2 separate regions of the Homo sapiens genome follow, and region 1 is linked to region 2. Evidence: chromatin contacts called from ENCODE POLR2A ChIA-PET data. All regions are on one chromosome and are shown on one strand. The core of a region is the stretch at or near the end of the contact, and the rest is flanking DNA. Distances in the headings are between cores, read along the strand shown. Region 1 holds the start of DEGS2 (delta 4-desaturase, sphingolipid 2). Region 2 holds the start of PPP4R3A (protein phosphatase 4 regulatory subunit 3A).

Region 1 (4,385 bases), core at 1,440-3,939, 8.6 Mb before region 2:
CTCTGTTGCCCAGGCTCTGGAGTGCAGTGGCGCAAACTCGGCTCACTGCAAGCTCCGCCTCCCGGGTTCATGCCATTCTGCCTCAGCCTCCCGAGTAGCTGGGACTACAGGTGCCCGCCACCATGCCCAGCTAATTTTTTTTGTATTTTTAGTAGAGACGGGGTTTCACTGTGTTAGCCAGGATAGTCTCGATCTCCTGACCTCGTGATCCACCTGCCTCGGCCTCCCAAAGTGCTGGGATTACAGGTGTGAGCCACCGTGCCCGGCCTATTTATATTTTTTGAGATGCAGTCTCGCTCTGTCGCCCAGGCTGGAGTGCAATGGTGCAATCTCAGCTCACTGCAACCTCTGCCTCCCAGGTTCAAGCAATTCTCCTGCCTCGATTACAGGTGCCTGCCACCACGCCCAGCTAATTTTTGTATTTTTAGTAGAGACGGGATTTCACTATGTTGGCCAGACTGGTCTCGAACTCCTGAGCTCAGGTGATCTGCCTACCTCAGCCTCCCAAAGTGCTGGGATTACAGGCGTGAGCCACCATGCCCGGCCATAAACTTTATTTTTCAGAACAGCTTTATATTTACAGAAAAACTGTGATGATAGTTTAGAAAGTTCACATATATGCCACACCCAGTTTCCTTTATTTTAATATCTTATAATATGGTGCATTTGTTGCCTTTGATGGACCAATATTGATACACTATGATTAACTATGGTCCAGCTTTACTAGGCTTTCCTTAGCTTTACCTAATGTCCTTTTTCTGCTCCAGGATCCCATTCAAGACACCACATTACAAACGAAAATGTATTTTCTGTCATTTCTGGGACAACGGACAGGGTGGGGACGCAACAGTATGTGCTCCTGGCTCGTCAACACCGTGAAGCTGGGTTTCTGGCTCCCCAGGGACTTGGGGAGCACTTGGCAAGGGCATCAGACTTGATTTCATGCATCCTGGGTGTCTGTTCCACTCCCAGGTCTTCTTCAGCATGTCCTCTGACTTGTCCCCTCTCTGGCCTCAGTTTCCTCATCTGGAAAATGAGGGCCTTGGTGAGTTTCCTCTGGATAGGCGGTGGCCTGGGGCAGAGGGAACTGGCAGGCTTGGTGTTGTCCTGAGGGTGGAGCTGGGGCTCAGGGCGGCAGATCTCACGGAGTTCAACACAGGGGCGAAGGCTCTGATTTTGGAAGCTTTTTAATTCAAAGGTCAGGGGCCAAAGTCATGCCCCAGCCTTGCTGTTAATTCCTCTGTGCCTCAGGCAAGGCGCTCCTCATCTCTGGGCCTCAGTCTCCTGATCTGTAAAGTGATGGCTGGTGGGATGACTTCTGAGGACCCTTCTGGCTGGGAACAGAGCAGGCTGCCCTGGGAGCAATGAGTCTTCTCCCAAGGGTGCAAGCTGGGCCGGGAGGCCTCCTGGGTGTGGCAAGGGGTGATGGCCATGGTGGCATGTGGGTCCCCCTGCTGATGGAAAATCTGGCCTCTGTGTCCACCTTTCCCATGGCTAATTCAGGGGATGGTGGCTGGCGGCTGCAGGACACCCATGCCTTCCTTCCTGGCTCACTCAGGACTGCCTTTGGCCCTGAGCTAAGGAAGGCCTGCCAAGTGTACCAAACCCCGGGCCATGGACTTCCATGGGACGCACAGAAGCACGCCCTCACTATGTGCGAGCCTGTGGCAGCGCTGGCTGATGTGTCAGTCAGCTCCCAGGCAACTGCCAGCCGAGGCCAGGCTCTGGCCCACAGGCACAGCAGGTCCACCCTCCAAAACTCCAAGGGAGTGGGAGAAGGAACAGAGGCATCACTGAGAGGGTGAAGATGAGGGGCCCTGTGCCCTTACCTCCCCAAAACTAGACTTTCCATTTGAGAACATTCAGGTTCTGCCTTGTTTCCAAGCGTTTGCATCTGCTGTTCCCCCTAGCACCAATGCCTTTCCCTTTTCTAGCTGTTGAACTCCTACCCACCCCTCAAGGCCCAATGCAAAAGTTCCTTCTATTGGATCCTAGCTGCTTCAGGGCCTACCTGTGTCATGGCACGTATCACCCTGAATCATAACAGCCACTTCTGTACCTGTGTCCCCATCCAGAACTCAAGTTCCCTGAAGGCAGGAGTGGGTCTGACTCATCCCTGTGAGGTTGCTGCAGACGCATTATCTCCCCTTTGCATTATTGGTGAAAGGGCCGGGTGGAGGAAGGGAGGATTGCTGCACCAACCTTTCCTCGGCGCCTGTTTACTGGCACCGTCGCATCCATTCCACGCCGATCCTCCGCAGTCCCCCTATCCTGCCAGCCGCTCCTCCTTGGGGCAGGGGCGGCGCGAGCCACAGGGGCGTGCCCGCGAGCGGGTCGGGGCTGCGGAGAGAACGGGCCGGGGTAAAAACCCGACGGCTGCCCGCGGGTGGGCGGGGCGCGCAGAGCCGGTGGGAGGCCGCGGTGGCAGCAGTCGCCCCCGCGCATCGAGGGACCCAGGGACTCGCGCAGATGGCACGCGGCCACCTCGGTCCTGCCGGGGAGCCCCATTTCCAACCGAGGCAACTGAGGTTCCCAAAGCGCCAGCTACCCGCCGGGGTCTGGAGAGCGCCGGGGCCCGGCCGCCCCGCCCAGCCAGAGGTGCCCCGCCCCAAGCCTGGCGCACCTGGCCCCGCCCCGCCGGGACCCCGCCCCCGCCCTAATCAGAGCTGGTTCCGCGCCGCGGCCGCCGCGACAGGTGCAGCAGAGCCGAGCCGGCCGCGCTCCGAACGGCGCCTCCCGCCCCACCATGGGCAACAGCGCGAGCCGCAGCGACTTCGAGTGGGTCTACACCGACCAGCCGCACACGCAGCGGCGCAAGGAGATACTGGGTGAGCGCCGCGCGGGGCCCACCCCGGTGGGGACCGCCCCGTTGGCCCGTCTGGAGTCGCGTCGTGGGGTCGAGCCCAGACGGGCCGCTCCAGCTCTGGCCCAAATTCCAGTGGGCGTTCCGCCATTGCCGCTCCCCTCCCTGGGGTCCCCGGCCGGCTCCCCGAGGGTCCCCCACCCTGGCCGGGTCTGAAACTCCCTGGGACCTGAGGATTCCGAGGACCCCAGTACGGGTCCGAGCGCCAGGGAGCGCGTCCCAGCTGTTCCTCGCGAGCCACTCCCGGGGCCAGGGCCGGGGCTCTGGGATGCTGGGACGCGAGGGCGCAGGGGCGGCCCCGGGACGCGCTACGAGGCGCACGCGCTCCCTGGCGCGGAGGCAGCTTGCGCGACGCGGGGCCTCCACCCGCAGTCACTGGGCGCCTGCTGCGCTCAGAGCCCCTGGGTCTCGCGGCCACGGGCGCCCCAGGCTGGAGTTCAGGGCGGATGAGCGCCGGGAAGGGAGCAAACGCGAATGAGAGGCGCGCGTGTTTTCTTTGAAAAAAGCAAAGATTGTACTAAAGAATCCTTCTATTCTGGCATGTCGCTTATTACGTGGTGGCTGTTTTCCTTGTTGCTTCGTGTCCTCTGCGAGGAGGGCATCTTTACCCACTCGGAGTCACTCTCGTTCATGCCAGAGGCCCCATCCCACCCACAAGCAAGGTGGCCCCGGTGAGTCGTCCTTGGCCCGGGCTTACGGGGTTAAAGGGCCTGCGTCTGGAGAGTGGCTTTTGCCAGATGCCACCAAATCGCCACAGGCTGAGACAGGCCCGCCCCTCCCGCCCTGCCTAAGTCAGCACCGCGCGTTGCCACACTTTGTAATCTTCAGTCAGATTGGGGAAACAATACCATTTCACTGTGGCTTTAATTTGCACTTATTTGATGGAGGTTTCACATTTTAATCGGGCGTTTTATTTAATTTAATTAATTTATTTATTTAGAGACAGAGTCTCGCGATCTCGGCTCACTGCGACCCCCGCCTCCCAGGTTCAAGCGATTCTCCTGCCTCAGCCTTCTGAGTAGCTGGGATTACAGGCACCTGCCACCACACCCGGCTAATTTTTGTATTTGTAGTGAGATGGAGTTTCACCATGTTGGCTAGGCGCGATCTTAGCTCACTGCAACCTCTCCCCACTGGGCTCAACTGATCCTCCTACCTCAGCCTCCTGAGTAGTTGAGACTGCAGGTGTGTACCACTATGCCCGGCTATTTTTTTTGTATTTTTACTAGAAACAGGGTCTTGCCATGTTGCCCAGGCTGGTCTCAAACTTCCGAGCTCGAGGGATCCACCCATCTCAGCCTCCCAAAGTGTTGGGACTACAGGCATGGGCCATGAGCCACCACGCCTGGCCTGAACAACTTTTTTTTTTTTTTTTTTTTTTTTTGAGAGGAAGTCTTGCTCTGTCGCCCAGACCGGAGTGCAGTGATGCGATCTCCACTCACCGCAACCTCCGCCTCCCAGGTTCAAGCGATTCTCCTGCCTCAGCCTTCTGAGTAGCTGGGATTACAGGCACCCGCCACCA
Region 2 (4,010 bases), core at 631-3,130:
AACTCACAAGCTGAATTTTTCATTTTACTTAATTTTTAAATTTAAATTGTTATTTTATTTTATTTTTTGAGACAGAGTCTCGCTTTGTTGCCCAGGCTGGAATGCAGTGGCACAATCTCAGCTTACTGCAACCTCCGCCTCCCGGGTTCAAGGATTCTCCTGCCTCAGCTTCCCGAGTAACTGGGACTACAGGCGCACACCACCATGACCGGCTAATTTTTTTGTATTTTTGGTGAAGACGGGGTTTCACTATGTTGGCCAGGCTGGTCTTGAACTCCTTGACCACGTGAGCCACCGCGCCCAGCTAAATTTAAAAACTGATACTTGATTCAGCTTTTGGAAAACTTTTAAGTATGATTGGAATAACAGAATATGTGAATCTACATTTTCAACTGTAAATTTAATAAACTCTACCAGCCCGGGCAACAGTGAAACCCGTCTCTACCGAAAAAAAAAAATAATAACAAATTTAATTAATTAACTGGCAGTGGTGCTGCGCACCTGTGGTCCCAGCTACTTGGGAGGCTGAGATGGGAGAATCGCTTCAGCCCAGGAGGTTGAAGCTGCAGTGAGCTGAGACTGAGCCACTGCACTTCAGGATGGGTGACAGAGAGACCCTGTCTCAAAAAAAATTTTTTTTCAATAAAATCTAAACGTAGATATTTCTGATGAAAATTTAGTATCCCAACAGAGACTTGCTGGAAGGACAAAATATATCACATTTTTAAGACATTGTACGTATATCTCATTAGTAATTTGATTATTGAAATAACTTTTGAAAATACCGCACTAAAACGTTAACACTAATTTCACCAGTTTCTTCGTACTTTTTGTGGCTACTGCAAAATTTAAAGTTATGTGTGTGGCTGCATTATATTCCGAGCGGACAAGCCCGACCTGGCAAGGCCTGGCAAATGGTAAAAGCCACCAAAATGGTGGCATATGAGCTGCATGATAGGAACGAGAATGATATTCCTTTGTGAAGATCAACAATACTTGACATCAAGTAGGTCTTCAAAACACAGGACTACCTAATGCTGAGAATTACTCCTCCCGATTACACAGTGTCGCATTTGTTTTTGTGAGCGCCTTAAGTTCCTTTTCCGACAAGAAAGGCTGGCAGACAGTTCTGATAGGGATGAAGGAATGGAGCACTTGGGGCTTGCCTAGGCTGTAAGGTGAAGTTTTAGAATTGTCACTTGGAACTCGGTCCCACGCCCAGAAATCGCAAACAGTCCCAAGTTTCCACACTGGCCACGCCAGTCCGCGACCCACGGCGGCTCCCAAGGCTGCGCCGACCTAGGCGCCCACACCCGCGACCTTCCCCGGAAGCGTTTCCATTTCATTCCCTCAAGTCCGCAAGGCGCCGGGTGGGTCCCGAGCGCCCGACTCAGCCATAAAGGCGGCCCCGGGAAAACGCTCTCGGAAGCGGGTAGGGGCCCAGGCCCACGCTGCCCGGCGTCCGCAGGCCAGGGGCAGGGGCAGAGGCAGGGACGGGGCAGGAACAAGGGAAGGTGGCGGCGGGCGGAGGCGAGGCCGAAGCGCCGGGGCCCGCGGGCAGAGGCCGCAAACGTATCCACGCCCCTCGTGCATCCTGGAGCGGGGCTGATGACGAACACAGGGCGCGACGGACGCACACACCGCCCAGCGCTCGCACGACGGTGCGTGCAAGGAGGCGGGAGGGAGCCTCGGGCTGTCACCGGCGCAATCTGCGTCCCGCCTCCTCCGCTCCCTGCGCTCCCGCCACCTCGGCAACTCCGCGCCCGCCTCCCGCCTCCGTCGGAAGCCTCCGCCGCAGTAAGGCTCCCGGTCTCGCTGCTGTCTCTTTAAATGGTGGGGCTACGAGCCGCCCCTGCAGCTGCTCCCTGGGTGGCCCCGCGCGCCGCTTTTGAGGGGCGAACCAAGATGGCGGCGGTTTTGGCTGTGTGAGGAAGACGGAAGAGACGGCGGCGGAGGGAAACCGACTTCCACTAGTCCGGGTCGCTTGGGCGGCCGGGGGCCCTCAGAGTCTCCCGGGCAGTGGTAGCAGTTGCAGCAGGATCAGGCGCCTGTCGGCTTCTGACGTTTAAAACAGGGGGAGCGGAAGGGAGCCACTGGCCGCGGTGGCAGGGCCAGGTATAAGGAAGGAAAATATGGCGGCGGCGGCGGCGGCCTGAGGAGGCGGCGGCGGCGCGGGAAGCTGCTTCGCGGAGATCATGGCGGAGGCGGGAGCAGGGCAGTGACGGGAGCCCCGAGTTCCTAGCGCTGCGGGGCGGGAGGCTACGAAGCGCTGCGCGGCCCCCTCGGGGCTGCCGGGCGCCGGGCTCGCCAGGCCTGGACAATAGCGCCGGGGAGCCGGAGGCGAGGAAAGGCGGCGGCCCAGAGCTCGGTCCCTGGAGCGGGCCATGCAGGCGGCGGCGCGGCCCCGCGGCGCCCAGCGGCGGCAGTGAGGCCGGGGAGCCCTCCGCTCGCGGGCGCCCTCACGCCTCGCCCCTCGCCTCTCCAGGGCCCCTTTCCTGGGCGTCTACTGGCGGGGCCCCCGCCCCGGTTCCCGGGCGGCACGATGACCGACACCCGGCGGCGGGTGAAGGTGTACACGCTCAACGAGGACCGGCAGTGGGACGACCGGGGCACCGGGCATGTGTCGTCTGGCTACGTGGAGCGGCTGAAGGGCATGTCCCTGCTTGTCAGGGCTGAGAGCGACGGTAAGTGAAGCCCCGCGCGGCGGGACCCTCGCAGCCCCCACGGCCCTGGGCCGCCTCCCTGGTTCTTGCGGGGCATGGCGCTCGCTCCACGAGAACAGAGGGACGGCTGGGGAGGGCGGCCACCTCGGGGGAGGACGGGCCCCAGGTACCCCAGTCTTGCGGGAGCTCCCCGGAGAGCGCTTGAAATGTTTCCTTTCTCTGAGTGCCTGGTGGCATTTTGGGTACGAGGAGAGCCAAGCGTGTTTGAGCTGTGCCGCCCTGGAGTGTGGAGAGGTCGAGGACCTGAGATAGGGAGTCCGGAGTGTGCTGTTCTTTTGCACTAGAGTGACCTTGAGAAAGACACTGATTAATCCGATCTGCTGCCTTAGTTCACCCATCTGTAAAGCAGGCATGAAACTTTGCTTGGAGCTAAGAAAGTTCTTGGACCTTTCACACTTTGAAGAACGTTTTGCTGTGCTTTTTTTGTTTTTCTTTTTAAACATCTTTTTGCTACATGTTTCTGATCGTGTTGAAGCTTGGCAACACTGTATCTGGCAACTCTACACTAAGAGAAAACGCTTTCCCTTGCGAAGATTTTCGTTCACCAGTGTTGGTTGTCTTTTTTATAGTAATGCAGAATTTTGTGTGTAGCTTACTATATAAACATCTTGCAAAGTTGGAATCATATGAGCTTTTTTTGATTGCTTAAATGGGTGTTCATAATTTGGTTAACAGGTGCAGAGAAGTTGGCAGATAATTTTTAAAACCTTTCGGATCTTCCCTAGTGTTTATGCTTCACAAATTTTGAAACAGCCCTCAAGGTTCAAAGACTAAGTTGTTTGAAAATAAGTGTTTCACGTTTTTTCTTTTTTCCACATGTGCTGTTTCATATTTTAAAAGGCTTATTCTCTGTAGGGATTGCCACTGTTTTTGGCGATATACAGTGAATTTCACTTAAAATACTCAAGTGGGGTAAAACTATTCTCAAATTGTTACTTCCAAACGTGAAAGTAAGTTATCTTCCACTTCTTTTTGTACATTAGTTTATATTTTGCAGTTGCTAACGATGCCAGTTTATTATGATTGTAGCGATTCTGTATCTGAATTATTGCAAACTAATTTCAAGGAATTTTCTTCAATTGGACTCTCCCCAGAACTCCAATTCCATGAAAAACCAACAAGACTAGCCCTTCTGTAATTGAAGACTCTGGGAATATTGATGTTCTATTTAAATTGAAAGTGGTAATCTGGAGTATATTGCCCACAGGTTATAAGGTTACCCAAAGTAACTTAAATCTGGAGAGAAATTATTTTCTTTTGGAGGCATTTAAAAATTTTTGAATGTTG

The links. ChIA-PET counts read pairs that join two places held with the same protein, here RNA polymerase II (POLR2A).
Region 1: POLR2A ChIA-PET joins it to region 2 with 24 read pairs in T-cell. The contact joins the promoter of DEGS2 here to the promoter of PPP4R3A in region 2. POLR2A ChIA-PET finds 5 or more read pairs at or near these places in 2 of 52 experiments (HepG2 and T-cell).

What each region holds. Positions count from the first base shown.
Region 1 is chr14:100,157,949-100,162,333 of GRCh38, reverse strand. DEGS2 (delta 4-desaturase, sphingolipid 2) reads left to right here and starts at 2,689. Exons shown (of 3, transcript NM_206918.3): 1 at 2,689-2,828. The coding sequence starts at 2,747. LOC124903380 (a long non-coding RNA gene) reads right to left here and starts at 2,297. Exons shown (of 2, transcript XR_007064330.1): 1 at 2,203-2,297; 2 at 620-1,026. RefSeq lists silencers at 2,343-2,742, 2,843-2,902.
Region 2 is chr14:91,508,180-91,512,189 of GRCh38, reverse strand. PPP4R3A (protein phosphatase 4 regulatory subunit 3A) reads left to right here and starts at 1,880. Exons shown (of 15, transcript NM_001366432.2): 1 at 1,880-2,684. The coding sequence starts at 2,543. RefSeq lists silencers at 1,621-1,820, 2,401-2,500, 2,511-2,570, 2,821-2,870 and enhancers at 1,881-2,160, 1,978-2,628, 2,629-3,280.